4 separate regions of the Mus musculus genome follow, and all the other regions are linked to region 1. The links are chromatin loops, found by intact Hi-C in ENCODE. Cell type or tissue: left cerebral cortex. All regions are shown on one strand. Links, peaks and the distances in the headings refer to the core of each region. The heading gives the core; the rest is flanking DNA. Region 1 holds the start of Caskin2 (CASK-interacting protein 2). Region 2 overlaps Grb2 (growth factor receptor bound protein 2). Region 3 holds the start of Slc25a19 (solute carrier family 25 (mitochondrial thiamine pyrophosphate carrier), member 19). Region 4 holds the start of Nt5c (5',3'-nucleotidase, cytosolic).

The links. Peaks named below come from ENCODE experiments on the same cell type or tissue, not always from the same donor. Only the 100,000 strongest peaks of a DNase experiment are listed, where the experiment ranks them.
Region 2: a loop joins it to region 1, with 4 times the contacts of the local background. A loop is called at or near these places in 23 of 42 quality-filtered maps.
Region 3: it touches region 1 in a loop (3-fold over the local background); 25 of 42 quality-filtered maps call a loop at or near these places.
Region 4: a loop joins it to region 1, with 6 times the contacts of the local background. A loop is called at or near these places in 9 of 42 quality-filtered maps.

The regions. Positions count from the first base shown.
Region 1 is chr11:115,810,608-115,818,409 of GRCm38, forward strand. It overlaps Caskin2 (CASK-interacting protein 2), which reads right to left and starts at 2,985. Exons shown (of 20, transcript NM_080643.2): 1 at 2,907-2,985; 2 at 1,280-1,775. The coding sequence starts at 1,373. Tsen54 (tRNA splicing endonuclease subunit 54) reads left to right here and starts at 4,132. Exons shown (of 11, transcript NM_029557.1): 1 at 4,132-4,212; 2 at 4,308-4,472; 3 at 4,568-4,631; 4 at 4,720-4,803; 5 at 5,091-5,189; 6 at 6,446-6,498. The coding sequence starts at 4,157. In left cerebral cortex, for the core only: CTCF peaks have their summits at 3,503 (motif pointing left), 4,393 and 4,626 (motif pointing right); DNase peaks (open chromatin) are centred at 3,155, 3,464 and 4,120; H3K4me3 peaks cover 4,098 bases; H3K27ac peaks cover 2,146 bases.
Region 2 is chr11:115,644,483-115,652,284 of GRCm38, forward strand. It overlaps Grb2 (growth factor receptor bound protein 2), which reads right to left. Exons shown (of 6, transcript NM_008163.4): 4 at 5,289-5,411; 5 at 2,228-2,396; 6 at 1-1,472. The coding sequence ends at 1,287. Among named protein-coding and RNA genes, the nearest start is that of Slc25a19, 20 kb to the left of the region's middle. In left cerebral cortex, for the core only: CTCF peaks have their summits at 1,835 (motif pointing right), 2,042 and 3,153 (motif pointing right); DNase peaks (open chromatin) are centred at 3,143 and 5,397; H3K27ac peaks cover 868 bases.
Region 3 is chr11:115,627,712-115,635,513 of GRCm38, forward strand. Slc25a19 (solute carrier family 25 (mitochondrial thiamine pyrophosphate carrier), member 19) reads right to left here and starts at 584. Exons shown (of 7, transcript NM_026071.3): 1 at 354-584. In left cerebral cortex, for the core only: a CTCF peak has its summit at 3,994 (motif pointing right); DNase peaks (open chromatin) are centred at 3,514 and 3,988; H3K4me3 peaks cover 94 bases; H3K27ac peaks cover 47 bases.
Region 4 is chr11:115,486,612-115,494,413 of GRCm38, forward strand. It overlaps Armc7 (armadillo repeat containing 7), which reads left to right. Exons shown (of 3, transcript NM_177778.5): 3 at 2,102-3,855. The coding sequence ends at 2,463. It overlaps Nt5c (5',3'-nucleotidase, cytosolic), which reads right to left and starts at 5,203. Exons shown (of 5, transcript NM_015807.1): 1 at 4,996-5,203; 2 at 4,660-4,760; 3 at 4,527-4,587; 4 at 4,242-4,356; 5 at 3,814-4,133. The coding sequence starts at 5,175. The coding sequence ends at 3,988. It also overlaps the pseudogene Gm11694. In left cerebral cortex, for the core only: a CTCF peak has its summit at 4,809 (motif pointing right); DNase peaks (open chromatin) are centred at 4,859, 5,265 and 6,346; H3K4me3 peaks cover 1,768 bases; H3K27ac peaks cover 1,366 bases.

The sequences.
Region 1 (7,802 bases), core at 1,131-6,130:
TGGCTCGCAACGCACTTAGACCTTCAGGCCCTCTCCCCGAGACCGACCGCTTCAGTACCTTCCTCCTATCTGGCTCACCCTCATTCACTTCCCTAGGACACAAGGACCTAGGGGCACACAGCTCCACCTCACGCTTGGGTCTCCGCCCTGCTGTGCAGGTGGGTGCACGCCATTAACGTCTTTCCTTTTGGCACCGGCACACTAAGGTGTAGGTGGGGATAAGATGTCTCCAAGTAGCCTGGGGAGTCCTGTGTGTAAGACCCAGGTGTGTCTTGGGGTTCAAACCCCAGTGCTCCCTCCAGAGGTGACCCTCTCTCAGGGAACACTTTCTTCATCTCCAGAGGAGCCGGAAGAACCACCCGCTGGATTAAGACCTGAAGACAAGCCTGAAGATCTGGAAGAGCCCAGGGAGCTTGGCCTTAAACCCAGAGGTCAACTTTCCTCGGAGGTGTGTGTGAGAGGTCCTGTTACCTCAGACGGTCCTAAGAGATGGAGCTAAGTGTCCATCCATACAACCAGCCCTGACTATCCTGCCAGGGATCCAGTCCTCAGGGCTGTGGAAACCTCTAGAACATTAGCATTGGCTACACACTCCCAAGGAACACAAGCAGATTAGCTGGGGAGAAAGGAGCTTTAGTAGCGGTCGGAGTGTTGAGAGTTCCTAGATGCCGCCAGCAAGTTCGAGGTCTGGGGTTCTAAGCCTTACAGAACCCCAAAGCAACCACCAGCAGCAGCAGAAACCCAACCACTGCTTCCAAAGAGGTTTTAGAGACATCCCCATGAAGTGCAGACATAACTACAGGGAAGCTCTGCTTCACGTCTGTGGATGGGGTTGGGGGTGGTCACGCACTTTCCGGACCCACGGCTAGAAGAACAAACGCATCCACAAAGCCATCTCCTGACAGGCAGCCTCAAGGGCTAGCACGTTGGTTGGCTTCGCTCCCTGCTCTGGTCCAGAGCTTAGGACGGAGCCTGGCATACAATAAACAATCAAAAGCAGGAGCTGAATGTGTTTCAATGCGGTCCCTTTGTAGGCAAGGGCTCCGTGGTTCAGAGCTGTTAAGTGACTTGCCCGGAGACACAGAGCAAGAAGGGACCCTTTTTCCTCCCTGGCTCTGATACAGAAGCACTTCTTGTCTACAACAGCACGGTCCTTCTTCCTCAAGTCTGCAAATCAAAGTGAGCCCCCTGCCACCTCCCCCTCACCCCGGCCTCTCTCTGTGGCCCTCAGTACTCAGAGAAGGACCTCAGCTGGATGGCCACCCCACCAAGGACTCACTTGTTTTTGCAGCCTTCACTTTAGCCACCAGTTTCTGCACGCAGGTCACGTCTCCATTCTTGACGGCAAGGATAAGGTCCTGTTCACGACCCATTCTGATTACCGGGTCAGGCTCTGGGACTTCAAGGTCCAGGAAGAAGCAAGGGACCGGCCCAGTCAAGTGTCAGTTCGCCATGCCTCAATGCTTTGGAGGACTCCTGGTCCTGGGGGAACAAGTCTGGTGTCTCAGGCAATGGGCTTCTTGTCAGGCAGAGATATAGTTCCCTCAAGGTGCTCTGGGAGCTGCCACCACAGGCAGGAAAGCCGGTCCCTGGTGGGGTGGAGGCTGTGTGGAAATCTGGCCTGAGATCAGCTTGCAGCTTCCGACAGCCCTGGAATGGGCTGGGACTGGGCCCGCCAATCTTCCTGGGTTAGCGCAGAAGCACCAGTGCCCACCCAGAGAGCAGTCAGCATTCCCTCTGGCGTGAGGCAGCAGCCAGGGACAAGTCCTGAGGGTCTGGAAAAGATACACGTCATCCAATGAAAAGCTGGGTTACAGCCAGGAACCGGGACAGAGAAGATGAGCAAGATAGAACCTCTAGGGAGTCCCAAATCACCCTAGATGCCCAAGGAGCCTTGGAGTGAGTCTAAGCCACTAACGGAGGGGAGGAAGTTTCTGTACTTGAGAGAAATATATCTCGCAAAGAAGAGAGGGGCAGCATTCAAGGAGGGAAAGGCTGGGTTGCCTATGCCCCATGGCACTGGGCAGCACCTCAACCTTGGGCAGGAGGGGCCCTGGCAGCAGGAGACACTGGTGTAGGCAGGGCCAGCAGCCCATTCTCCACAGCCCCAGGCTCTGACACCCACAGACAACAGGCGGGGCCGGGAGGTAGGGCCTGGGAGAGTGGCACGGGCAGATGGTAGGGGTCACTCCCTGTCCAAGGTGTCTGCAGCACACTCCTCACTACCAGGTCCCTAGAGGGTGGACTGGGTGCTTATGTCCCTCACTTTCTGGGGGAGATCTACCTGTTGGATCGGAGAGATCTACAGCACCTGTTGCTAATCCTTTCTCACTGCGTCTGTGGTGGGAGAGAGCAGCTGGGTAGAGATCCAGGACAGAGAGCTTGGACAGGCTGGCCAACTACCTCCCAAGCCTGAACCTGAAACCCCAACTCGACTTCCCGCACAAACCCTTAAGTCAGTTCCTCAGTGGCGGTGATTTTGTTGCCAGAATCTTGTGGCAAGAGACTCGTGCAGGCCTGGGGGCCCAGGTGGGGAACCACTCATTCCTCAGAAGTTCCAAGCCCAAGCCGGAGGGCACTCCCCCTCAAAGCCCGCGACCCGCACTGGGAGAGAGTGCTCCTGGCAGTGCCTGGGGTCGGCTGGCTCCCCCTCCCCTTGGAATGCCCCTCTAGCGCGGCGCAGCTCCCCGCAGCCAAGCCCAGATAAGGCCGACCCCGGGAACAAAGCGGCAAGAGGGACCCGGAGAGTCAAGCGTCCGAGGAATAGATAGAGGAGAACGAAAAGGGGGGCTCGAGGAAGGCGGAAGGAGCAGAGAGATGGAGGAGCCCGCCGATCAGACAAGAAAAGTTAGTTTGCGTCTGCTCTCAAGGGTCCTGACCCCTGGCCCGGGACCCGGCAGTCTCACCTCTCCCGGCCGCCCCGCCGGGGGTCCGGCTGGCTGTGCTCAGTCTCAGGCACTCTGGACTCTGGTTCTCACTGTCCCCCGCAACCCCTTTCTCCTCCTTTCCAAGGCCGGCTCGGCGCCTCCCGCAGGAAATCCCGCCCCTCCCCCCTCCCTCCCGCCGGATCGGGAGCCGGGGACCGTCCTGGCCGCACAGTTGGATTGTCAATCAACACCCTGGTCCCCGCCCCATCTTCACTAGGCCCCGCCCCCGCCAGCCAGTCCAGAGCCGAGCCACTGGTTGGATCAGCGCATGCGCGCAGGTGAAGCTGCTTAGGGGTGCAAAGTGGCGGGTGAGAGGCGGGGTGGATGAGGTTTCGTGCTGCTGTGTCCTGTCCGGGGATCCCGAGAGAACTGGGTTCTGGTCTAGATCAAAAGGTGAAGTGTGAATGTATAGGAGAGAAAATAGGATGTTTTGGCAGTTGAACCTGAGGACCCCCCCCCCCCACTAGGGGTGGGGATCACTTCCTCTTTGCCCCATCCTTTCCCGGGTTGCCCGCAGCGACCTTCGTCCACACTCAGAGACCTATAGCTGCTGGCTGGAGCAACGGTGCCACCTAGTGGTGAGCGTCAGTGCGACTCAGGATGTCACGGCGGGGACCCCAGCCTCGAGGAGGTGCTTTCGGAGTCTGGGGTGGCGATTCAGCACCAGTGTGAGCCGGACAGCGCCTCCACCCCTGGCCTTTGAACCCTGCTTCAGAGCCCCTAAGAAGAGATTTTTTTTTTTTGGCCCACCGTGAAGGAACTCCATAAGTCTTTGGTCCACTCCTAACATTCCCATATGGCCTCCAGTTTGCAAAGCTGGTGTCTGGGGGCTCACTGCTCTCCTCTCTCTACGCATCTCTTTCCTGCTGGTGGTAGGACACAAAGACATTCAGGGCTGCAGAGATGAGAGTAACATATTTGATTATCCATGCTACATCCAGTAGCCAGGTAAAGTTATACTAAAGAAGGGAGGAGCCCCCAGAAGCGCTGGAAACGGAATAGGTGAGTTTTTGCACATCTGGAAACCTGCACATCGAGCTGGGTCCCGCGGCCCGGGGTACACGTGTGCCGACAGGTGTTAGGACACACACGGGGCAGGTAGGAAGGCGCGAGGCTCGAGGGTGGCTTTATGATCCCGAGGAGCGAGCGGGTCGAAGGCGCTAGGACCGCGCGGAATGCCGGGGTGGGCGGGGCTTCGCGGTGCGCGCGCAGCCGCAGACAGCGGCCCGATGGAGCCCGAACCCGAACCCGGGTCGGTGGAGGTTCCCGCGGGGCGTGTGCTCAGGTGCTACCCGGCCCGGGGGATGGCGTGGGGTGCGTGGGACCCGGGAGCGAGCGGGGTGGCCTCTGTGCTGATCACGTGTTCCCGGCTCTCCCCAGCGCCTCGGAGCTCCGCGCCGCGCGCTCGCGGTCCCAGAAGCTACCACAGCGGTCGCATGGCCCCAAGGACTTCCTCCCGGACGGCTCGGAGGCCCAGGCGGAGCGGCTGCGCCTGTGTCGCCAAGAGCTGTGGCAGCTGCTGGCGGAGGAGCGCGTGGAGCGCCTGTGAGAGGGGCTGGGCCGGGCCGGGTCAGGCCGGGTGGGCGGAGGCCGGGGACTGCCCGTGCAGACCGAGACGCCCCTTCCCCACTCCTCGCCAGGGGCAGCTTGGTGGCCGCGGAGTGGAAACCAGAAGAGGGCTTTGTGGAGTTGACGTCTCCTGCGGTGAGCGGCCCGGGCATCTCCGCGGCTGGGGGACCCCCTTCCTCTGTCCGCTTAGCTGCTTTGTGACACTTGGTCTGCTGCCGCACAGGGGAAATTCTGGCAGACCATGGGCTACTCAGAGGAAGGACGGCAGCGACTTCACCCCGAAGAGGCTTTGTATCTGCTGGAGTGTGTAAGTGGGGTCCTGGAGGCGTGGGGAAAGGGGTCCCGACTAATGGAATGGGAAGGATACGGTTTGGTGGACCAGGAGGAATTCAGAATTATGTTTTCAGTGAAGTTATGTGTGGACTTTGAGAACAGAAGAGGATACCACTGGACAGCGGGAGTTCTAATCCTCTCATTGTTTGTCCTGGTCATGCAGTGATGCTTGAGTGTGTGGGGAAAGGGTCAGAGCCAAGAAGGTGACTGGCTTGGGCACTGCAGGAAGGGTACACAGCTAAGCTCTTGGTCCACTTCCAGGGTTCGATTCAGCTCTTCTACCAAGACCTCCCACTGTCTATCCAAGAGGCATACCAGCTGCTGCTGACAGAGGACACCTTGAGTTTCCTGCAGTACCAGGTATCTGCCTCCCAAGGTGACTCTTATTTGCCAAGTCAGTGAGTCCTGACAGGTGCCTTTGAGGCTTCGAACACAGAGCCACAAGCCAGGGCTGTAGGTGAGACAGCCTGTGATCACACGGGCTTATATTCAAATGGAGACTGTCAGGTTTGGGGGATTTGTATTGTTGATAAGTTATTAAACAACACGTGTGCCCAGAAGAGGAGATAGACTTGAAAGAGTGAAATCTCCTTTGAGGATGGTATTTGCTTATTTATTTTTAGTGCTTCTGGGAAGTGAAGCCAGCAGCCCATGCCTGCTAGCAAACACTCCAGCACTGAGCTGTATAGCCCCTACCCTCTTGTTTATGTTTTGAGATAGGGACTTTCAAAATTGCACAGGCTGGCCATGAACTCACTCTGTACCCCAGGCTGGTCATGAGTTTATGCTCAAACTCTCTAGTAGCTGGGATGACAACCTTGAACCAGCAGGCCTGGTGAGGATGATACTTAAAATGGAATGTGGTCCATGCAGTCCCAAGATTTGGAACCTAGGGCCATATAGGAGGGAGGTTTTGAGTGGTAGAGGAAATGGCTTTGTGTCACTGGTCTTTGCTACTTTGTGGGTTCTTCTTTTTCCCACCCTTTGTGCCCCCGGTTTCATCTCTTATCACTCGATAGGAGAAAAAGGAGGAGAGAGGGGAGAGAGACTCTGAGTGTAATTTCTCTCTCGTTTCTTCTTTGAGCGTTACCGACAAACTGCAGTCAACTCCGCCGAACAATCAACAACCACCAACCCCACCTTTTGGGGCCTTAGCATTTACGTACCCTCTGAAAAGTTCCCAGAGTCCCAAATATTACACAATTGCAAAAATCGATCTGCAGCTAGCAAAAACCACAGCTCTGTTCGAACAGAAAGCAAATCACGGCTGCTGTGGATGGGCCGAAGCACCCTGTGTCCCCACACCTGGGATTAAAACAAAAACATGTCTTAATATTTCTGTGTTTCTTAACGAGGCCAAGACCCCAGAATCGTCACTAAAACTTGTGTTTAGAGAAACTAGTAACTTATTTGAACAGATGGACATCTCTGCAGGCATGTTGACGTGTGTTATAATTGTAGTCCTTAAAGGTAGAGGGAGAAATACTACTTTTGAGTAGCTTGAGGCCAATCTGATGTGCATATCTCCAGGACGACTAGGGCTGCAGAGCAAGCACCTTTCAAGCAAACATACAAACAAAAAGAACACCTAAGACTTCCCTTTTTCTTCCCTTAAGGTCTTCAGCCACCTGAAGAGACTGGGCTATGTGGTTCGTCGGTTCCAGCTAAGGTAAGTCCCTTCCGCTGATTCCCATTCACTGTGCTCCTGGGGCCTTTGGCTTGAGTGCAGCTCCCTGGGGCTGAGCCAGAGGTGTTCAATAGAGAGGCATGGGGGGGATGAATTCCCTTATTGCACTTTCGCCTGGGTTGTTAACCTGGAACCCAGCTCAGCTAATGAGCCAGTATCTTCATCTCACTTCGAGCACCAAGGCAAAGAACCGCAATAGTCATCTTGTGGTATGTAGACGTGCGGGTCAGTTTGGAAAGCACGCGCATGACTGAAGGACTGGGTGAAGAGTTTATAGTTGAGGTGGTTTCACATGTCTTGTTCTGGGCTAGATGTCCCCTCATTACCAGTGTCCAGCTTTTTTTTTTTTTTTAGATTTATTTATTATTATCAATAAGTACACTTCAGATGCACCAGAAGAGGGCACCAGATCTCATTATGGGTGCTTGTGAGCCATCATGTGGTTGCTGGGATCTGAACTCAGGACGTTCAGAAGAGCAGTCAGTGCTCTTATTCCCTGAGCCATCTTGCCAGCCCAGTGTCCAGCTTTGCTGAACACCACAGCCACCTCAGACTTAGAGACTGGTGTAGACTTAGAGACTGCTGTAGCCTATGCAATTACAAAGTCTGTCCCTAAAGCTCTAAAACTCTGTGACTTTCAGTCCCTGAAAGTGGGACCTGTCCTGGGGAAACAGGCAAGGCTCTGTAGAGAAGTTCCTCCTGAGAACACATCGTCACTTAGCAATCTTACTGAGCACCTGCTAGGCCCTGACCTCACGGCTGAGCCAAATCGATCACGGTCTTACCCACCTTTTTTTTTTTTTTTTTTTTTTTTTTTTTGGTTTTTTTCGAGACACGGTTTCTCTGTGTAGCCCTGGCTGTCCTGGAACTCACTTTGTAGATCAGGCTGGCCTCGAACTCAGAAATCCGCCTGCCTCTGCCTCCCAAGTGCTGGGATTAAAGGCATGCGCCACCACCGCCCGGCTTTACCCACCTTTTATATAGTAAGGAACACCCCAAAATAGTAAAATTGGTATTTGGAAAGCGTCAAGGCGCAGCCATGGAGACCTACCCACACACACTGGTTTATCCTCCTTTTTTTTTTTTTTCAAATATTTATTTATGTTATGAATGTGAGTATGCTATAGCTGTCTTCAGAACAGGGCATGGGATTCCATTACAGATGGCTGTGAGCGTGGTTGCTGGGAATTGAACTCAGGACCTCTAGAGGAGCAGTCAGTGCTCTTAACCACTGAGCCACCCCTCCAGCTCAATTTCTCCCTTAACGTAGTGGCACCACATAGAAC
Region 2 (7,802 bases), core at 1,131-6,130, 170 kb before region 1:
AACGGTGTGCAGGCACGTGACTACAGAGGACGGAAAACTCACAGAAGACAAGAGTTAAAAAGCTGTGCACTGGTCTTGGTCTCTCCTACCTCGAAAGGCTTTGTGGGATGGAGGGGTGGGGTGGGGGGAGGGGCAGCACAACCCACTGCCAAGAGAGATGCGGCCGACCCCACAATCCTGCTATCTGCACCCTTGGACAGGTGGGGAAATACGAGCGTGAAAAATGAAAGGCCAATTCTCTTCAAGCCCATCTGCATGTAGGCCTATAAGAGTGAAGGATGCCAGGGCTCCTCTGACCGTCTTGTGTTTGGATCAGTAGCTCCAGGCATAGAGAGAGCAGACCATAACTGAGACACGGAGACAGAGACTCTGATGTCCACTGAGTCTGAGCTGAAGCGAGTGTTGCAGCTCACAAAGTAAAAGCTGAGGCTTCGAGACCTCCGGCCCATTCAAGATGGGAAATACACTCTCTGCTTCTACCAGCTCCTTTCTCTGTCCTCTTTCCCCTGCCCTGAGAGGAAAATATTTACACAGGATAGGAGACGAATCAACTGAAAAGCTCTGGACTGTCTTTAACTTATTAAAAAAAAAAATGGTACAAATACCATTTATGAACACCCTTGAAATAAGACAAAGGCACTATTTAAAAAAAACAAACAAACAAACAAAAAAACGTCAAAACACCTGAAGGGAAGCAGTGGGAGAGGGGAGGGCCTGCAGTCTGACTCTCAGGAGACCGGGGAGGACAGTGGGCCTCCTTCCCCTAATTCCAACTTTGATGGAATGCTCCAGGCCTGAGGCTGGAGGCGGTACCCCTGGGCATCTCGGGTGAACCCCAACCAGGGCCCCAGAAGCACTGGCTGCCCCTGTGTGTGAGGAATCCGGCTCTTTCAGTCCATCCATCTCCACAGACATTTTGCATAGAGAAAATACCAGCCCACTTGGTTTCTTGTCTTTTATTATTGGCATCAGCTGGACTATATGTGGCCTTAAACATCATGCACTGGACAGGAAAGAAAGAACGAGAAAAAGGACACAGGAGGGGAACAGGGGTAGCGGCGAGATTCCGTAATAAAAACTGTAATTCATTCAATAGGTTAAGTTTTGGCATTATGAAATCAAACACCCCTCCCCACCCCCCAAAGTTGCAACCCAATGAGAGGGTCACCCGTGGGACCCAGCCAGGTGTTCTGCGTTCCCTCACAGGCTGTGACAGGCAGCGTGTGGGTGTAATTCTTGTGAACGGTCTTAACTTTTCACTTTCTTTAAATAATCTCTTTTGCTTCTTAGACGTTCCGGTTCACTGGGGTGACATAATTGCGGGGAAACATGCCGGTCTGCCCGTGGCAGGCCCCTTTCCACCAATTGGGATCTGAGTTATCCATGACATGAATGAAGTCTCCTCTGCGAAAGCCCAGCTCGCCATCCTCCTGGGGGTCAAAGTCAAAGAGCGCCTGGACGTAGGTTGGCTGCTGCAAGAGAGAGCAGGGAAGCGGTGTTTCTCATGCTGCCAGGCGGCCTTGGAAGCTGGACTCCTGGCTCCCCCAGGGAGGGCAAGCATGTGGGAACCCGCCCACTTTCCAAAGAAGCCTCATACCTCACTCCCTCCGCTCTGACACACTCCTAAGTCCTAGGTGGGATTAGAGGAATCCTTTATTAACATTTAAAACCCACAAGGGTATATATACCCATGTCACTAAGAATAGCCAATACTGGCTAGTGGGGAGCAGCAAACACTTTGGGCTGTGTGTGCCAGAGCTCTCTTAACAGGTTTTTTTTTTTTTTTTTAAAAAAAAAGATTTTATTTATTGTTATATGTAAGTACACTGTAGCTGTCTTCAGACACACCAGAAGAGGGCATCAGATCTCATTACAGATGGTTGTGAGCCACCATGTGGTTGCTGGGATTTGATCTCAGGACCTTTGGAAGAACAGTCAGTGCTCTTACCCGCTGAGCCATCTCTCCAGCCCCTCTTAACAGGTTTGAACACACTCTCAGCATTCCCTCACTCGGGCTGTAAACGAGGCAGTCCTAACCAGAACTCCTGCTCATACGTGAGGAGGACTGAGTGCATCCCTCACAGGCTGGCTGCACAGGGACTCAACCACCTGAGTGCCAACTGCAGAGCCTCACTGCCATGAGGTCGGCCTGAGCACACAGGAAGTCGCTGTGGTGTCACGCCTGGGCCTTCACACTTGCTGGAAGTGAGTAAAGCTCTTTGCTTACCTGTGGCATCTGTTCTATGTCCCGTAAGAATATCTGCTGGTTCCTGGACACGGATGTTGATCTGTGGTAATCTACCAGCTCATTCAAAGAATTAAACTTCACCACCCACAGGAAATACTTCCCGGCTCCGTCGCGGAGCACCTTGAAGTGCTGCACATCATTTCCAAACCTGAGGATGGGGAGAAAAACCATGAAGCGGCCACAGGGCTCTGCAGGGCTGCCTCAAACCTGAAGGTGTCCAGGGAACTTCTCTGTCAGGCATAGCTTTTCAGAGCTTGGGGTCACAAGAGCTTCATAGCACCCTGAGTATCCAGCTGGAGAGAATGCAGACCGTCCCAGGAGCCTCCCCTAAGCCCCTCCTGATTGCTGATGACTAGTTACAGGAGTAACACAGTGGAAGCCCACCCACTAGGCTAACCCTCAGATGTCTATGATCTACTAACACAGCCCACTTGTGAGGCTACAGCTTTATCTGCCTTAACAGTTCAAAAAGTGGGGTGATAGTCAAACACTAGCTCAGGTTGGCTTTGAGCTCACTAACTGTGTAAGCTGGTCTAGAACTCATGGTGATCTGGTGATCCCTGCATTAGCCTCCCATTGCTGAGGTTACAGGTATGCCAAAGCTATGCTTTTCACTGAGAAATTTTCTTTTCTTTTCTCCTTTCTTCCTTCCTTCCTTTCTTTCTTTTTGTTTTTTTCGAGACAGGGTTTCTCTGTGTAGCCCTGGCTGAACTCACTCTGTAGACCAGGTTGGCCTTGAACTCAGAAATCTGCCTGTCTCTGCCTCCCGAGTGCTGGGATTAAAGGCGTGCACCACCAACGCCCCGGCTACCGAGGAATTTTCTTACTGTTTTTCTTTCTGATTCCTGTTCACTGCCAAGCCTTTGAATCTCTTCCAGTAGTCTCTTAAAGTGGTTCTAAAGACAAACCAGCAGATGGCAGCACTGGACTTCCAGTGCTTCTAAACCCCAGGGCAAGTTTGAAACCAGATACCAAACTCCAGATGCACTGTTTTCCCCTATAGACACATATAGTCTGATAAAGTTATTTTTCACTGAAACAATTTCAACAATATGCCATCATAAAAGTTATCTAAAATCCAGGAGTTACTTCTGGAACTTCCAGCTGGCTTGTGGTGACTGAAACGGAGGAAAGCAAAACCAAGCACCCAGCGACTTCATTGCGGTTCCCTGAGCAGCAAGGGAGGTGCTTTTGAGAGGACTGTGGCTCAGGCTCCAAAGGCCCAAGAGCCTTCTGGGATGCACCTGCTTCCCAAGTGCAGGGTCACTTCTACCACATCTTCCCACCAGACTCCCAAGATCTCGAAACTGTGTGCTATCTTAGAGTCTGGTGCTGATGGAAGCCCTTGTGAAGATGCTTCGCTAAAGGCAGGCAGTAGTTCATGTTTTCCTTGTGTACGTGTCATGTCCATGGGGTGTGAAAGCACATGTATGTGCACATGTGTGGAAACCAATGTCAACACTGGCTGTCTGAAGTGCCTCTCACTGACCCCGGAGCTCCATGGTAAGGCTGGGCTAGCTGGCTACAGCTCCACACGATCTCCCTCTCTAGCATCTGCCCTTGGACCCTAACTCAGATCCTCTTGTTTCGTGGTAGTTACCAACCGAGCCAGCTACCTCTTATATTTTATTCCTAAAGTGATGACGTATTAACATCTTTAAATGTTTAACTTTAAGAGGACACTTCTCTAGATATGCGTGTGTGTGATGGGCAGGGGTCAGGGGAACTCCTGTGGAAATCAGTTCTCTCCTTCCACTATGTGGGTCCTAGGAATCAAACATAGGTCACCTGGCTGGACGACAAGCACCTTTACCCACTGAGCTGTGTTATTAGCCTGGGTCTCATGTAGCCCAGGCTGACCCAGAACTTATAACCCTACCTGATGCCCTAGGTCTCCATTCCTAGATGGTTTTCTTTGATGGAAGGAATAGCTGGCCTTCCTGCTGTCTTCACTACATCACGGCCCAGTCCTGCCCAAGGGTCCAGCCCCTACCTACTGACTTGTCTCCCTCCCTGAGCTGTTTTACTGCTACTTGGAGTAGTTCAGGCAAAGGAAGGAAAGCAGATGGCTTTGTTGACAGGACCCTGATATAGCTGTCTCTTGTGAGGCTATGCCAGTGCCTGGCAAATACAGAAGTGGAGGCTCACAGTCATCACAGGGCCCCCAATGGAGGAGCTAGAGAAAGTACCTAAGGAGCTAAAGGGGTCTGCAACTCTATAGGAGGAACAACAGTATGAACTAACCAGTACCCCCCAGAGCTTGTGTCTTGTGTCTGCATGTAGCAGAGGATGGCCTAGTTGGCTATCAATGGGAGGAGAGGCCCTTGGTCTTGAGATGATTATATGCTGCAGGATAGGGGAATGACAGGGCCAGGAAGTGGGAGTGGGTGGATTGGGGAGCAGGGAAGCGGGAGGGTATAGGGGACTTTCGGAGAGGAAACTAGGAAAGCAGATAGCATTTGAAATGTAAATGAAGGAAATATTTTAAAAAAAATTTTATAAAAAGAGATGAATTTTGGGGTGGGCTTCTGTAGTAACCCATTAACTAGGAAAGGATGATCGGTCAGACAGGGCAAAGCCATTCTTTTTTTTAGTCAGCATCTCACTGTGTGACTCTGGCTGGCCTGGAACTCACAGAGATCCACCCGTCTTTGTCTCTCAATTGATGGGATTAAAGGCATGTAATATCATGCGCAATTCCTAGTTGGATTTTTGAGAAAATGCCCCTCTAGGCTCCTGGGAAGCATGAGTTGGGTCCAGGTGAACACCAGGAGTGGAGATGCGCACGTGGTCACCGTAAGTGCAGCAGAAACTGCAGTGAAGGCAGGGCGGGTGAGGAGTGGGGCTAAGCCGCCTCGAGTGCTGCCAGCTCCCCCAGGTTCATGACACTTCAAACCTAAAACCTCAGATCTGCTACAACTAGGCCTTAGAGCAAACACTAGGATTTCCACAGGAAAAGATGTGTTAACATCTTCCCCACAGCCTTACAATCCAGTCAAAGGCAGCAGCTTCTCTGGCAAGGCCAGCAGGAAACACTTACTTGACGGACAGGGAGAAGTCCCCAGGAGCGCTCTCGCTCTCTCGGATCAGGAAGGCCCCGTCATGCCGCTGTTTGCTGAGCATTTCTTCTGCCTTGGCTCTGGGGATTTTGCCAAAAAACCACCTAAGGAAGGAAGGCAAGCTGGTCACCATCTGCTTCCCCACAAAGAGACGGGATGTACAACCTGGCATGTAAATGAGAGCGCTCCTGTAGTGAGTGCTTGTCAGAGACAGAGGGGAGCTCTTTACCTGCGGGTCTCCTGCCTAAGGCTCCCTGGGGCTCTTACCTGGCTCAGGGCCTTCCTGAGAGATGGAGCTTTCAAACAGCTTCGCTTACTCCACACTCTAGATCATAATTCAAGGCAGCAACACAGGCCACTCTTCAGTCTCCAAGGAGACCATTCCCAACATGCAGTCTGAAAGCCAGTTTCTGAGGACAAAGCCCTCCTGCCTCTCACTCATCAGGAGGGACCTAGGAAAGCCCTGACACCCAAGATAAGGGCAGAGGGAAGACAGGCCTTTCAAAGCCATTTCATAATAGGAGTGCAGGGAAAGGCTGGGAAGGCCTACAACTTCGCAGCTGTAGAAGGGTGGATTCTGCAAAAGCAAGAAGGGAGGCTTGCATTGTGAGGAATTAGAGTCTAGGTTGTGGCAGTGATGCACGCCTTTATCCCAGCACCCAGAAGGCAGACAAAGGTGATCTCTTTGGTTCCAGGTCAGCCTGGTCTACATAGTTTCAGGACAGCTAGAACTACACAGTGGGACTGTCTCGAAAAACCAAAGCCCATTACCTTATGGTATCTGAAAAAAAATTTTTTTAAATTATTATTTATTTTATGTATATAGTACACTGAAGCTGAACAGATGGTTGTGAGCCTTCATGTGGTTGTTTGGAATTGAATTTTTTTAGGACCTCTGCCCACCCCGGTTGCCCCCACTCACTCCAGTCAACTCCACTTGCTCAGTCCTTGCTCCTGCTTATTATACATAAGTATACTGTAGCTGTCTTCAGACATGCCACTCCTAACATTATGGGTGGTTATGAGCCACCATGTGGTTGTTGAGATTTGAACTCAGGACCTTCAGAAGAGCAGTAAGTGCTCCTACCCACTGAGCCATCTCGCCAGCCCTGGTATCTGAAAAATTTAAACATGCAATGATAACTAATCACAACAGTACCAGACTGTCTATTAGTGACAAAGCCTCATTTCATTACAGCTATTATGCCATAGGTGTATCCCACCATGCCTGGTTTTATGTGGTGCTGGGTGCTGAACCTCAGGCCTCGTGTATGCTCACCAAGAACATAACTTTCATAATCATATTTACAATTTTTTATTTCAAGCTAGAGGAACAGCTCAGCACTTACGAGTCCTGGCTTTTCGCCCCAAGGACATGGGTTCAGTTCCCAGCACCCACATACCAGCTCACAACCACCTACAAGTCCAGTTCCCGGAGAGAATGATGCCCAATTCTGGCCTCTGAAGGCCTGTGACAAAGAGACATACACATAGGTAAAACACCTATATACATAAAATAATAATGTTTTCATGGTTATTTGTTATTACTGCCACCTAAAGCTAACTTTATAATCATCTTTTCATTTTCTAAAGCCACCGTGTATCCACATGGGGGTTAGAAGACAACCCTGGGGGGTGGGGGGTGTCATTCTGTTCTGACAGCCTTTTGTGAATTCCAGGGATGAAATCCAGGTCACCTGGCTTGTGTGACAAGTGCCTTGCTTGCTGAACATCTGTGTAGCCCTACTGGGGTCTGTTAAGCTGTTCTGAGGCAGCCCTCATATGGCAGCCCATGCCATCCTACAAGTCTGTGCACCAATATGGCTGCCTCGGAATCCCACACTCCTGCTTAGCTATCTGAGAGGTGAAAATGTAAGAGGAAGCCACCAAGGCTGGTGTCTGCTTTGAATCAGGGTTTTATGTCTGGTCAACAACGGCCTACCAAGACCTGAGAATTATAGGCATTTGCCACAGGCAGAGCTCACAGCTGGCTTAATAAACAACTACCCTGCAAAGTATTTTTAAAAAAAAATTCTGCCAGATTAAAACTAAGATTCAGGCAAAGACATGAAGCTGCAGGGCAGGGTGCCCAGAGACTGCGGGAGTCTAAACACTCCCAAGTCTAGGTTTCAAATCCTTCTCACTCTGCATCTCTGATGCCACACACACCATGGAGACACCTTCCTGTTGCTACAGATGCTTAAGAATGAAGCCTACAGTGCCCAGGGAGCAGCCACACCAGGGAAATTCCCTACCAACAGACGGAATCACCTCAAAAGAGACCAGAGAAGCTTCGCTCACTCTATGGATGGTCCAGCAGCATCTAGTCATGGCCATAGGCTGATCCCCAGTGACAGCTCCCTCACCTCCACACTCACCAGGGAAGGGCAAATGTTCTCAGCACCCATCTTCCTCTCCCTTCCCCGATCACCAATCACATGCTTTATTTATTTATTTCAGGTATATGAGTACACTGTAGCTGTCTTCAGACACAC
Region 3 (7,802 bases), core at 872-5,871, 180 kb before region 1:
GGACAGGTGTCCTTCGGTGACTAACCGAGAGCCCATGTGATCTGCTGAGGCGCTCTGCAGACAGCCTCGCGTGAGTGCACTGTCCAGGCTTTCCGGGGATGGGGTGGGGTGGAGAGGGCGTCTCCGTGAGTCCGGGGCAGTGGACACCCCATGTGCAAACGCCTACGATGGTGAGTGGTGGTGGGAGGGATTCGCCTTCCGTGTCTCTGAAGATGCTCCTGGGGTCAGGTGTGCCTCGTGAGCATCCGTCCCCGCCCCACGTGGATACCTGCCCTTCTCTGTTCTGACACACGGAGTGGGGGTACCGGCCCCCGAGAGTACCGGGAAGAAAGCAAAGCCAGAGGTCCACTCACCTGACACTTCAGGCCCGTCCGGGCTCCTCAAGCTCAGTTCTCCCTCCCTCTCAGTGTAGCCCAACAGCAAAACTTAACAGCACTTGCCAGTAACTGACAGGCTGCTAGGCCAATCACCGTGCAGCTTTTGGCCGCCGCTGGACGAATCGTTGTACGTCGAAGGTCCCATCCCAATGTCACTGTCCAGATACCGCTAGGTACTGTAGTCTTCCGCTTCCAAGCCCCACCCCCTTGAGAAGCTGCAGAGACTCCTGGGAGGTGTAGTACCACAGCGCCTTGCGTGCGCATTTCCGACGCCGTAAAAGAGCGGATGGCGAAGTTGGCTTTTACGACCTTCTAGAGGGCCTCTCATTGGCGCGATCCTCTGAAGTCTGCGCGGCTATGGAATATTAGAGCTCGCTGAACTTGACCCAGTTTTTATTTTTTATTTTCCAAATCAATGTAGTCTTAGAAGTCATATAACTTTGGAAAAGATGGCGGGAAGCCTGGTATTATTAGCCTGAAGGACTGGAGTTGGGTCGGGGTTAGATGGGTTCTTTGGGATAAGAACCTTTAAGGGAGTTGTACACACACACACACACACACACACACACACACACACACACACACACACACACGGGTCGGGGTTAGATGGGTTCTTTGGGATAAGAACCTTTAAGGGAGTTGTACACACACACACACAAACACACCCGGAGGAAACTACACACACACACACACACACGGAGGAATAAGAACCTTTAAGGGAGTTGTACACACAAACACACACACACACCCGGAGGAAACTACACACACACACACACACACACACACACACCCCCGGAGGAAATTTAGCACCGGAAGGACGATCGGTAGTTCAACATCAACCCAGAGTTCAAGGCCAGCCTAAGCTACGTGAGACCCTGACCTCTAAAACAAAAAGTTTATCTGAACTGAGATCTAAGTAATTTGCTGCAACTTCTTAATGTATCATTACTTACATGTTTTTAAATCAGTGGTTTATTTGTTACAGTTTAAGAGTTAATCTTAGCCAGGCGTGGTGGCGCACGCCTTTAATCCCAGCACTCAGGAGGCAGAGGCAGGAGGATTTCTGAGTTCGCGGCCAGCCTGATCTACAAAGTAAGTTTCAGGACAGCCAGGGCTATACATATATATATATAACCATATATATATATATAACCCTGTCTCAAAAAACCAAAAAAAAAAAAAGAGTTAATCTTTTTTAAAGATTTATTTATTTTATGTACATAAATGCACTGTAGTTGTCTTCAGACACACCAGAAGAGGGCATCGGATCCCATTACAGATGGTTGTGAACTATCATGTGGTTGTGGGAATTGAACTCAGAACCTTTGGAAAAGCCGTCATCTTTTTGTTGAGCCATCTCTCCAGCCCCTTTTTGTATTTTTTTTTTTTGGTTTTTCGAGACAGGGTTTCTCTGTGCAGCCCTGGCTGTCCTGGAACTCACTCTGAGTTCTGACCAGGCTGGCCTCGAACTCAGAAATCCACCTGCCTCTGCCTCCCGAGTGCTGGGATTAAAGGCGTGCGCCACCACGCCCGGCTTCCTTTTTGTATTTTTTAAGAACACCTCAAGAAACAGCTGGCTGGGCAGTAACAAATCTCTGGATAGCTTTTCTCATTTTGTTTTCCAAGTAGCAGAAATGACAGAAGTTTTTAAAGGTTAATAGTGGGGGGGGGGGGGTACACAAGGAGAGGCGAGAGGACAGCTTGCAAGAATCAGTCCTCTCCTTCCACAGGATCCAAGGGGTTGAATTTAGTTTTCAATCTTGATAAGAAGCACCTTTACCTACTGAGTCATCTCCAAAGCTAGCCTTCAAGTGTCGGAAACTACAATCTTAAAGATCGGTTCTTGTGTAGCCTCAGACTGTTACGTGGCTGTGGGTGACCCATGACTCTCCTTCCTTCACTTCCCGTCTGAGCCATCATGCCTGGCCTAGAAGTTTTTAGGTGTAATGAACGCTAGTCTTACTGCTTAGGTGGGGGAGTGGATCTTGCCTAGGCAAAGGTTCATTTCTCCAGGCAGGCACGCTGGGATCTCCCTCTGACCGCAGCTCTCAGAATCAGGAAAACCTCAACTTCAGGACCATCCGATTTGGCCCATATGGCCAACTCTGTGGCAAAATCTTCCCCCACTGCATTTTCTAATGCATGCACTGCAGGTTTATGCACATATGTCTCTGATCCGGTTTGAGTTGGTTTGAGTTGGGTGTGTGTGGTGTGTATTGTTCAGGTATATGCTTCTCGGTATGTGCCTATGAGGGCCCGAGAAAGGGTGTTTGTCTCTACCTTACTGACTTGAAACAGGGCCTCTCAGGGTTATCTTGTTTGGCTATGCCAACTGGCCAGTAAGCTCCCCAGGACCCACCTGTTTCTCTCCTGTCTTCCCGGTCCTCCCCCACCCCACACCCCCAGTAATGGGGTCATAGCCAGGCACATTTTTGACCTGGGTGAAGGAGATTTGAACTCATATCCTCATACTTGTAAGTAGTTCTGCCCCAATCCCCGATTTAGATGTTGTTTCAGCAGATGGACTTTTGTTTTGTTTTTTTTGTTTTTTTTTTGTTTTTTTTGTTTTTTTTTTTTTTGAGACAGGGTTACTCTGTGTAGCCCTGGCTGTCCTGGAACTCACTTTGTAGACCAGGCTGGCCTCGAACTCAGAAATCCACCTGCCTCTGCTTCCCAAGTGCCAGATGGACTATTACTACAGTTGAAGAATCTATTTTTCTCAGGTGTGTTCGTCTCCTTTTCCACCTCTGTTGAAACGGTTGTTTGCATGTACGTCGCGCTTGATTCCGCTGTCTTCACTCAATATGTGTATATAAGCCCTGTACACACACACACACACATCTCACACACACACACACATCACACACACACACACCACCTGAATAGGTGCCAGGATTCTTTCACTTGTTCCCCAGTTCTGATTTTTGCATATTTGCAATCTGGTCATCTAAGTTCAATATATTTAGTAAAGCCAGTCATGTGAAAAGATAAAAAAAAAAAAAAAAAAAAACCAGTTCCCGTCAGCTTGGGGAAGTGAAGCCTTCTGTGACCTCATCACACCCGAAACAGAAGCCTAAGAGTTCTTCTGGACTTCCCCCGCCTCCTAGGAGTGAATAACGTCTCCACCGTCTTGAACAAATAGGCTTGGCCACTCCCAGCTGAGCCACCCTGGGGGAGGGGAATGGCCCCCAGCAGTCTGCTCTCAGTAAGAAGTCAGTGTGAGCTTGGTGGAAGGGAACTTGCTGTGAGTCTCAGGCTTCACTTTCTCCATCCATTCAGACAAAGAAGGTAGACTTCAGGGTGCCCAAGCTACGCTGCCTCTGTAGATCTGTATGTCAAAAACCCTGTCAGCCCAAGCTGATACAGAATCGCTTGGACGCTGCCTCCCTACCCCCACCCCACCTCCTCTTTGAGACAGGGTTTCTCTGTGTAGCCCTGGCTGTCCTGGAACTCACTCTGTACACCAGGCTGGCCTCGAACTCAGAGTCTGCCTGCCTCTGCCTCCCCAGTGCTCCAATTAAAGGTGTGCAGCACCACCACCCAGCTAAGAATTTTTAATTAAATTGGATGTACTTGTGGGGCAAAGGACGGTGTGCACATATGAGTGCAGTTCCCATGGAGTCCAGAAGAGGGCATTGGATGTCTTGGAGCTGGAATTCCAGGTCATTGTGAGCTGCCCTTCTAGGTGCCAGGAATTGAATGTAGGTCCTCTGCAAGAGCAGTAGAGGGTTTATCATTGTTATTATGTTTTAATTTTACTACGTTTATTGTATGTGCATTGATGTGTTGCCTGCATGTGTGTCTATGTGACGATGTCAGATCCCCTGGAACTGTGAGCTGCCAGGTAGGTGATAGGAATTGAACCTGGGACCTCCAGAAGAGCCAGTGCTAGTAACTGCTGAGCCAGCTCTCCAGCCTGTAGTACAGGCTTGTGACTGTGTGGCCAGCTCTCCAGCCTCTGACTTTGTACTGTGTTGGTTTGGGGACAGGTTCTTACTGGAACATTGACTACTCTGGCTGACTATGCAGATCAGGTTAGACTCCTGTCTATCCTATGGTAATTCTTCAGCTGCTGCTTTCTGAGGGCAGGGACTTCAGGCTCAGGCTGCTGGGCCCATGTCGTGTGTTTTCATCTGAGTCAGAGTGAAATGAAGAGCCTTGTATCTTATGTTCATTGTTCTCTGCCTCCCAAAGTCACTAAGAACCTGCTGAGCTGTTTTGATCCCTGTTTCAGACCCTGGGACATAGCAGCTCCCTGTGGGAACGTTCTTTCAGCAAGGTGCTTCTAAAACCCCTCCATAGCTTCTCGTGGGAAAGACCAGCATTTACCTGTGTGGCTGGGGCGTGGCTCAGGAGCTGCAAATGCGCACATCCTGGGTTGGGTCTCCAGCCCCGAGGTAAACAAGCAAGCAAAGCTATACGTGACTCCCCACTTAGTTGGCCTAGCTGTTCGTTCACCTGGTAGCAGATTTTGGTTATTTCCAGGTTTCAGTATTTACCAATAAAGTTTCTAGGCTGAACAGATAGCTTGGTGGGCAACAGCTCTTGAGATGAAGCCAATGTCCTGAGTTCAATTCCTGGGACCCACAAGGTGGAAGGAGAGAACATCTGCGGGCTGCCCTTTGACTCTACCATATGTACTACAGCACATGCACAAATAAACATAAAAAATGTACCTATTGCCGGGCGTGGTGGCACACGCCTTTAGTCCCAGCACTTGGGAGGCAGAGACAGGCAGATTTCTGAGTTCGAGGCCAGCCTGGTCTACAGAGTGAGTTCCAGGACAGCCAGGGCTACACAGAGAAACCCTGTCTCGAAAAACCAACCAACCAACCAAAAAAGTAGCTGTTAATAAACTTCATGTAAAAAAAAGAAAAAAAAAACCTTCATGCATGGATGTTTGCATGGTTGTGCTTCTTATTTTGTTTCAGACATTGGTGTTTTTACTGTGAAACCCATAAAAAGAAAAACCCCGACACTTTCGAACTGTTCCGGGGGAAGTTCTCGTGGGCACCAGGGCCAAGACTGGCGCTTCTCAAGGTTCCTTTTCTCAGGGTTACTCAGCACATGGCTGCAAACCCAGACAACATATGAAGAAAAAAGAGATTCACTGTCCAGTAACACTCAAGCGCAGACCTCCTCAGCAAAGCAGACAGGGTCGGGGGGCGTCGGGGGTGGGGGGGGATGGTGATGGCAGCCAGTGGGAAAAGGCTCCCAACTTGCTGGAGGGTGTCCTGGTTCCTAGGCTCTGCCTTTGGGTAACAGCACTTCACCCATCACCATTTGTGGGTCCCTGAGCTGTTTTCTGTTGCCTGTGGGAACAGCCTCCACTGGTTCAGAGGAAGAATTAGATATCAGAGGAAGAATTAGAGCCCTGTCTTAGACAGTGGAGGGAGTGGGGGTTGGGGTGGGGCGCTGTCCTGCCCCAGTTCAGCTGCAGATCATGGCTTCTTCCCTACAACTTCTCCATATATATATATATATATATATATATATATATATATATATATATACATATATATACGTGTATATATATATATATGTATATATCCATACACACACACACACACACACACACACACACACATATATATATATATGCTTTGAGGTGTCCCCAACCTAAGATGCACTGTTTGTAGTTACTGCCCGTATTCCCAGGTAACCCTGGTGGGTGGAGGGTGGGAGTGTTGGGAAAGCCTTGGTATGTATTCCTCCTCTCCGCGGGGACAAAGAGGGACAGAGAAAACAGCTTTGGAAAAGAGAGTCTGGTTACGTAGCTCAGTTGGTAGAGGGCTTTCCTAGCATTCACAAGAACCTGGGTTTGAGCCTGAGATCATCTCATAAACCAGGGATGATGGCACAGAGCTGAAATCCCAGCACTTGGGAGGTGTTAGGGACATGTTGGCTACATAGCAAACAAAGTCCAGTGTAAGGTAAGAGACTCTGAGAGAGAAAGGGCAGGTGACTCAGCTGGTGAGGGGGCTCACTGTCCACACCTGAGACCTGACTCTCTGGCCTTCACATGTGGTCTATGGCATGTACGCCTATAGAACATCACACACACACACACACACACACACACACACACACACAGAGAGAGAGAGAGAGAGAGAGAGAGTTTCGCCTTCGCCTTCAGACAACTGGCCTCCATCAGTCTCTCATGTCAGTCTCTTCCCCATTTCCTTTTGGCTGGGTCAGCTGACCCTTTTCTTGGCTTCCCAGCTGTGTACACACTTCTGGAGAGCACTGCTGGTTACCATTTCCCGCAACATGCTGAGCTTTCTTGCTGCATCTGGCAAGGAAGCCCCAGAAGGGTTGGTTGATTGGGAATCCAGCTTTCTTAACTCAAATCTCCTGGGGAGGGGTCAGGTTCAGTCTACTTGGATTTGAATAAAACTGTGTCTATTTATTGTTTGAGACATGGCCTCACTCTGTTTGAGACATAGCCCTATTTGGCTCTGAACATCTGGTAATCCCCCTACCTCTGCCTCTCTAGGGCCACACATCACCACACCCATCTTGAAATTATTGATTTGATTAAGTGACTTATTTTTAGTATGGAGGGCAAAGAACAATCTGCCAAAATCCTTTCTCTCTTTCTACTACTTGGGTTCCAGGGATTGAATTCATGTCTTTGGAAGATAGCAAGATGGCTCAGTGGGTAGGGATGCTTGCCCCAGTATGTCAGCTCAAGAGGCTGAGGCAGGAGCATACTAAGTTCAAGGCCATCATGGTCACACAGGGAGGTACTATGTCAAAACCAAAGAAAACAGTTCTGGATAAATGGTTGAAATGGCAAGCATTTTATATGTTACAGAGAGAGAGGGCAAGACCTCGTACACTGTAACCTAGACTGGCCTTCATCTCACGAGGTAGGGAGGGTGACTTTGAACTCCTGATCCTCCTCCATTTCCCAAGGGCCGGGATTATAGGTGTGTACCACCATGTCCAGATTTTTTCTTCTTCTGAGACATGTATAGCCACGCCCATCCTGGAACTCACTCTGTAGACCAGCACGGCCCTGAACGCACAGAGATCTGCCTGCCTCTGCTTTCTGAGTGCTGGGACTAAAGGTGTGTGCCACCACACCTGGCCCCATGCTCAGATGTTTTCTTTATTGACATTCCCTGCATGAGTGCTTTGCCTAATATATGTGTATCCCATGCATGCTTGGTGCCCGTGGGAGCCAGAAGAGGGCGTCAGCTCCCCTGGAACTGGAGTTCTATGTGGTTGTGAGCCTCCCCGTAGGTTCTAGGAATCGAACCCACTTCCTCTGGAAGAGCAGCCAGTGTTCTTAACCTTTGAGTTATCTCTCCAGGCCACCGGACTCTTCTTAAAGATGGGTTTTATACAAGTGAAATGAAAGTAAGTAAATCTTTGGGCTAGAGTTTTGGGTGGTTGTGAGCTGCCGCTCCTGTGATCCTG
Region 4 (7,802 bases), core at 1,748-6,747, 320 kb before region 1:
CACTGCAGGCAGGACACACTGCAGGCAGGACACACTGAAGGTTGAAGATGTGTTGGCTGGGTTGGTGGCCCAGTCCCTATCCTTGAGGCCTTGCCTGGTTACAGAAGTCCAGTCTCTGTGTCTGGGAGACTTTGCTAGGGTTTCTCACCTAGGTCCCTTGGACTTCGATTGCACTACATGTCTACTCTGGAAATGCCCTCCTCCAGTTTCGGTCCTTTCTCCCAGTATTTTCTCTCCTTCCGCCTCCACTAAATCTGGTTATAGGGAAGCATGGTGGCGCAGGCATTTGGGAGGCAGAGGCAGATGAATCTCTCTGAGCTCAAGGCCAACCTGGTCTACATAGCAAGTTCCAGACCAGCTAGAGCTACACTGTGAGACACTGCCACATACACCCACACACACAAAAGTTAATTCTTTCTATGTGTGTGTTCTTGAGTACGGAGGCCAGGGGCGAATGCTGAGGGTGATCTTCTGTGGCTCTGCACTGGGGGTTGGTTGGGTTTTTTCGTTTTGTTTTGTTTTGTTTTTGTTTTTTTGAGACAGGGTTTCTCTCTGTAACCCTGGCTGTCCTGGCTGTCCTGGAACTCACTTTGTAGACCAGGCTGGCCTCGAACTCAGAAATCCGCCTGCCTCTGCCTCCCAAGTGCTGGAATTAAAGGCGTGCGCCACCACGGCCCGGCTGTGGGTTTTGAAGACAGGGTCTCTCATTGAATTTGGAGCTCACCAATCACACACACACACACACACACACACACACACACACACACACACACACACATACACATATACATTCCTGTCTCTACCCCCACAGTGAAGATGTTACAGACCCACATAATTATGTCTGGCTTATTTATATTGGTGCTAGGATCAAACTTAGCCGAGTACTTTTAACAATTGAGCCATTTCCCAAACTCTAAAATTTATATTTTTGTTTTGTTTATCTTTAGGATTTCTAAAATTTTTATTTAATGTATGTGTGTATGTGGCGTAGGAGGAGGGGTGGGTAGGTTCATGTGGACACAGGTGCTGATGAAGGCCAAAGAGGGACGTCATATCCTATGAAGCTGTAGTTACAGGCAGAAGAGCAGGATGTGCCGAGCCGTCTCTCCAGTCCTTGTGGGGTTTGTCTGTTTGTTTCTATTCATATATGAGGCCTATCTGTGTGTGAGTGCTGTGTGTACACCATATATCTGTGTGTGAATGCTGCGTGTTCACCATGGGGTCCTACGGAGGCCAGGTTTTTAGATTCCCTGGAGCTGGAGTTACCAGTGGTTCAGAGCTGCCTGGTGTGGGTCCTGGGAACAGAACTTGTGTCCTCAAGGAGAGCAGGAAGTATTCTTAGACACTGAGCCATCTCTCTACCCCGCTTGTTTTGTCTTTGAGACAGGGATGTAGCCATGCCTAGCGGTGAAAGCAGACTTTTATATTGGTGTTTTAGGGCAAGCCTATATATAACCCAGCACTCAGGAGGCCAGGGTGGGACACTATTCCAGGCAAACCTAGGCTTCAGAGCAAGTCTTTCTCAAAGCTAGCCCCCAAAACTCTCCTGAAGACACTACCTTTCATTTTAATAGTGTGTGTGTGTGTGTGTGTGTGTACGAGTGCACGTGAATACAGATGTCCACAGAGGCCAGAAGGGGTTTAATACCCCCTGAAGCTGGAATTCATGCTATCCACTGGGGGTCCTGGGGATCAAACTCAGGTCCTCTGCCAGGGCCATACACTGTCTTAGCTGTTGAGCCACTTATCTAGCCTGGAGACATTATTTTTAAGCTCTACATGGTATTTTTTATCCAATGAGCTTGCTGTAATTTACTTAGACTTAGCATGTCGTGAGGTTTCTGGTTTCTTTTTCTTTCTCACTATCCTTTTGGGGGAGGGCTGATGCTGGGGACAGAAGTCAGGGTGACTCCCAGGGTGGACTCCTGAAGCCTTGGCAGAGGACTGGGTCTTGGTGACCTTGCAGTCCCTGTCCACAGGCAGACTTCTCCCCAGGCCCAAGTGCTTCCTCAGGACTCACTAGCCAGAGAGAGGCTGGGAGGCGAGACAGAGGAAAACCAGAACCCAGGCACCCGGCTCATCCACCTTTGCCTCTCTCCAGGGGGGCTCTGCAACCTGTGCGCGGACAAGGCCAACAAGGAGCACGTCCTGCAGGCGGGGGGCCTCCCGCTCATCATCGGCTGCCTGTCCAGTCCTGACGAGGAGACGGTGCTGTCTGCTGTCACCACTCTCATGTACCTGAGCTCGCCAGGCTCCCGCTCCCATCCCGAGCTGACCTCCCTGCCCGTGGTCCAGTGCATGCTGCGCTTCTCCATCTCTGCCAGCACACGGCTCCGGAACCTGGCCCAGATATTCCTAGAGGACTTCTGCTCGCCGAGCCAGGTGGCTGAGGCCCACAGCCAGCAGGCCCATTCTGCCCTGGGGATCCCACTGCCAAAGACTGAGGCCCCACAGCAGCCCTGACCCAAGGACACTTAAAGATCCTGCCACAGGTATAGGAAGCAGAAGGCTAATAGCATCCTGAGCCCATCCTGCGCAAAGTGGTGCTTGTTCAGCTGCATGCAAGCTGCAGTCTTGGCATGACAGGCGTTTGCATCCAGGGAAAACAGGAGGAGGGACGAAGCCAGACTTGAGATGCTTAGAGGAGAACCAAAGCTGGTATGGCTTTCATGGACTGGCAATCAATAAACTACAGACAGACCACCACCTCTGCTGCCCCCAGTGCCCAGCTAATGCCCTCGTGTAAGAAGCTGTGCCCCTGGGAGAGTGGCCAGTACCATGAGTGTCCAGAGTAATTTTGATGGCTAGAGATCAATCAGCCTTATTGTCTGGGGAAATGCCGTGGGTTGACTCCTCCCGTGTTGAGGCTGAGTATCTGGGCATGGTAGCATTGACTTGGAGAGCTCTGCAGAACAGAAACAACTATCCACACAGCCCTGCTCTCTGCGAGGCGCCCTAAGAGGAATGCAGAGGTGAAGTGTCTTCCCTTGGGTGTCACAGCTTAATGAGTGTTAACTAAATGGCCATTGGGCATGAAGAACAAGGCCCTACAGGTGTGAGAGCAGAATGAAGGAGAACTGAGGGCACCCGGGCATGCCTTGTCTCTCTGGAGAGGCCCTACATAGGATCCTTGGGTTAGACAGCAAGACAGTGACTTCTGTTTTACCAGGCTGTGGACCACTCATGTGCCAGCTGCCAAGTGTGGCATCCCTGTCTTTTCAAAAGAGTTGCTCTGGCCCCCTTTGCCTATGGGTCAGATCTTCTGACACTTGGGTGGGAGCCCTGAACATGAACCTTTCATGGGCTATCCCAGTCTGCTTCCTGCCATTCTCTCAGGAGCCACAAGCCTCCAGTAGGTACTGTCAACCCCTCAGGACTCAGATGCAGACCTTCCATAAAGACACCTAGAAACTAATGTCAGGGGACCATGGCGGCCCAACCTCTAATCTAATCCCTTGAGAGACAGGAGCGGGATAGCGATGAGTCTGGTCCACCTAGTGAGTTCCTGACCACAAAGGTCCGATAGAGTCTAACGAGCTCCTGTAACTGGTTACCCCGCCCTCCTCTGCCACTGAGAAGAAAAAATGGAATTAGGGGATAAGCGAAGAGCAGTCCTGACAGGAAGTGGAGTTTAGGGAAAATGGGGGCCCTGATCACTCAGCATTGTCCCCCCTCAGATGGACAACGAAAGCTGAGGAAGGAGATCTACAAGGGCTGGAGAGGGGCTGTCGTACAGCCACTGGATGAAGGAAGGCTCCCGCTCCCATCCTGAGCTGAAAAGGAAAAGGAGCATCAAAGATCCAAAGCCTCGCGTTTGGTTTTTATTTTTATTAAAAACCTCCTGATTTTCTCCACTGTATTTGTGTGCTAGTCTCCTTCTTTCCCGTGTAGGCCTCCTGGGAGGAGCCGGAAAGCAGTCTGTTCAAGTGGCTCCCTGATTAAAGAAAGTCACCTGTCCAGGCAGGGTCCTGTCCACCTCAGGGTCCTTCACAGGCTGGCTCGCTTGCTCTCAATGATCCCCCTCCAGTTGTCACTCCAGGAAAGCAGCCGTCTCCTGGTGGGGGGCAGGGCCAGGTGCTGATTGTGGCAGCAGGTGAACAAGATGTGCTCCCAGCTTGGGGTCTCCTCTAGGCCTGGGCAGTAAAGACAGCGTGCGCTCTGTAATTGGGTCATTTTTACTCCTCCTTAATCCCAGCAGGCCAGATGCCTGGGGGTTGTCAAGGTTAACTGGCTGGCCCAACCTTGAATGTTGTCTTTGTCATCAATGAGCAGGTCTCCCATGACCACCGTCTTGTCCCTAGTCAAGATAATCCGCTCCACAAACTCTGGCCCCAGGTTCTGCTCCACCCAGCGGTACTGTATAGGCGGGAGGGGTGGGGAGAGGTCAGTGGAACTTGCTAGGCTCAGAATGCAAGATAAGTAAGGCATGGGGGCTTAAGTGGGACTAGCCCTCAAACACGCGGGACCCCTTTCACCCAGCCCCCATTTTCTGGTTTATTTTTTTAAATCAGCGCAGGCGCCGGCACCTTCTCGCCCACACAGTGGTCGTACTTCAGCAGTGGGGTGGTGCAGATGAAGACCTCGGTGCTGCGGAGAAGGGGTGCAGTTAGGCCTGGGGCACTGGCCGTCTTCCCGCCGCCCCCTCCTCACCCTCCTTACTCTTTCATGTCGTTCATCTCTCGCAAAGCGTCCAAGGCCCCAGGGATGGGCTCCAAGTTTAGGAAAAAGCCTGGAGATTCATACACACTGGCCACTTTTTCCTGAAAGAGAGAGATCTTGGTCCCGCTCCTGCTTTCCAGTAGGGGGAGCCCCAAAGAGGACACACACACACACAAAGATTCTGCAGGAGACCTCGGTTCTAGTGTGTGTGTGTGTGTGTGTGTGTGTGTGTGTGTACCCTTTCAAGCTTTCTGGTTCGGGGGTGAACTGTGGATTCGCACAGCTTGGCTGCCTAGAAGAGAACTCAGCCTAGAGGTTCCCCATCGGGTCTCCTACCGCCAGGTCCGGCCTCAGAGCTCCGTACTGCTCGTTGGCGAGGAAGCCCCGGCGCTGTTCCAGCGGCACGTGCGGTTCCTCGGGAAAGCGGCGGCGAAAACCCTGCAGGAGGCCGGACTCGAAATCAGCTAGCACGCCGTCCATGTCCACCAGCACGCGCACGGGCCGCTTCACCGCCATTGCCACGCCCGGTGTCTCCGCAGAGCACAGCGGCAAGCACGGAAGATGCCAGACCCGGAAACAAGCTTCCGGGACCGGGGTAGGGGCGGGCCGGACTTTGTTCATTTGCACAGAGTGGCCAACCAGGTGCCCAGGATGGCATTGCGTCCCTTACGGGGCTGCCGCTCATGTGCAGCATCAGAATCCCTCTCCCATAACCTCTAAGATCCGAAATACTTTCTTGGCAATGGGGAACCTGCTTCGCATGCTGAATGCATCCTTTGCCTCTCCCATGTTTGTCCAGGCTGGAAGCTGACAGGATCGTGAGTCTCCCAGTTCAAGGGATGAGAAGGACCCCTTAAAGACAACCGTGGGCATGAGCTGGGCATGAGCTGGGCTCTCAAGAGACCGGACTCATAAGCCAGACTTGGTTTGAAACAGTAACATTGTTTTCAATCTGCGTCCACTACTTTTTCCTGTGGACCCGAGGTCTCCGGTAGAATCGAAAACTTGTATGTCCCTCTAGAAAATGTTAAGCGTTCACACACAGAGACACAACTTATTCTTGTAGATTTCAGAGTCAATGGCGACATCACATCAATTTTCCAACCTATAAATGCAGATTTGAGTAATGACTCCCCCCCCACCCCCGACTCAGGGTTTCTCCACATAGCCCTGGCTGTCCTGAAACTCTGTGAACCAGACTGGCTTCAAACTCCCCGAGGTTTGCCTGCTTCTGCCTTCCATGTGCTGGGTTTAAAGGTGGGCACTGCTACACCCCGATAAGACATGACTTCTAACCCATGGCAGAAGTTTGTCAGCATGGAGCCCGACATCTCACTTGAAGAAAAGCCAGTTTAAAACAACAAAGGAGCAGAGTGTAGTGGCGCACATTTTTAATCCTCACACCCAGGAGGCAGACCTCTGAGTTCCAAGACAGCCAGAGCTACTTAGTGAAGACCTTATCTTAAACAAATTTGGGCTGCAGAGATGGCTCAGCATCGGTTAAGAGTACAGACTGCTCTTCCCCGGGTTCTGAGTTCAAATCCCAGCAACCACATGGTGGCTCACAACCATCTGTAATGGGATCTGATGCCTTCTTCGGGTGTGTCTAAAGACAGCTACAGTGTACTCATATAAATGAAATTAAAAATAAAAAAAGCTCTTCTCCTTTCCTCTGCCATCCTGCGCATTACGCCTGATTCGGTTCTCCTTTCCTCTGCCATCCTGCGCATTACGCCTGATTCGGCTTCTTGCCATGTCTTCTCACAAGACTTTCCGAATCAAGCGATTCCTGGCCAAGAAACAAAAGCAAAATCGCCCCATTCCTCAGTGGATCCGGATGAAAACTGGTAACAACGTCAGGTTCAACTCTTCTCTTAGAAGACACTGGAGGAGAACAAAGCTGGGTCTGTAAGGATTCACACAATGGCAAGACTGAGGGTTTATACTGAGTTGTGGTCAGCAATCAGTCCTACCAGACAGATTTCAACATTTTTAACCTGGAGACTTGCTCATGTCTTAAATTAGGGTGTTTGTCTAGTAATAAAATATAGAACCTTTTAAAAAAATAAAATAAACAATTTTTTTCTTTTCTTCCTTTATTCTTTTTATTTTTATTTATTTTTTGTTTTTTTCCTTATAAACATTTTTTTTAAAAACACAAAAAAGCAAACAAAACTGGTAAAACAAACCAACAACAACATATCCCGGTGAATTCTTACTTAGGGACTGAATTTTCACTAAGCCAAACCAATTTTCACATAAACTGAGTTAAAGTTCATCTGCTGTTTTTTCTCTCCTGCCCTTTCAGTAACTTTTAAAATATTCTGAGAATCCCATACATACATATTGTATCCCATACATATTGTATCTTTACCCTATTTAACTCAGGCTTCTCCCAACATCTCCTGGACACACACCCCTTACTTTTTTTGCAACAGGGTTTTTTTTGTTGTTGTTGTTTTTGTTTTTGTTTTTGTTTTTTTGAGACAGGGTTTCTCTGTATAGCCCTGGCTGTCCTGGAGCTCACTTTGTAGACCAGGCTGGCCTCGAACTCAGAAATCCACCTGCCTCTGCCTCCCGAGTGCTGGAATTAAAGGCGTGCGCCACCACGCCCGGCTGCAACAGGGTTTTATGCATCCAAGTTTGCCTCAAATTCACTCCCTACCTGGGCTTGCCACTAATTCCAGATACCTCTGCCTCCACCTCTGCCCCCTCACGTGAATATCTGTGCGCCACTTGCAAGCATTCAGAGGCCATCAAGCTTCAAGGCCGTGGAGCGAGAGTTAGAACCAGCTGTGAGCTGCTAAGAGGGTGCTGAGAACTGAACCTGGGTCTTCTGCAAGACAGTGAATGCTCTTGTCTTGAGACAGGGTTTCTCTGCATAGCCCTGGCTGTCCTGGAGCTCTCTTTGTAGATCAGGCTGGCCTCAAACTCACAAGAGATCCACCTGCCTTTGCTTCCTGAATGTTGGGATTAAATGTGTGCTACCGCTGCCTGGCCCAGCAAATGTTCTTTAGCACTAAGCAACCCTCCAAGCAAGCATACGAACCCCATTTATAAAATGGTTTGAAGATCTGACTTTACAGAATCTTTTCTATCTTGGGGTGTTAAACCCCCTCCTACAAATGTTTCCAGACAGTCCC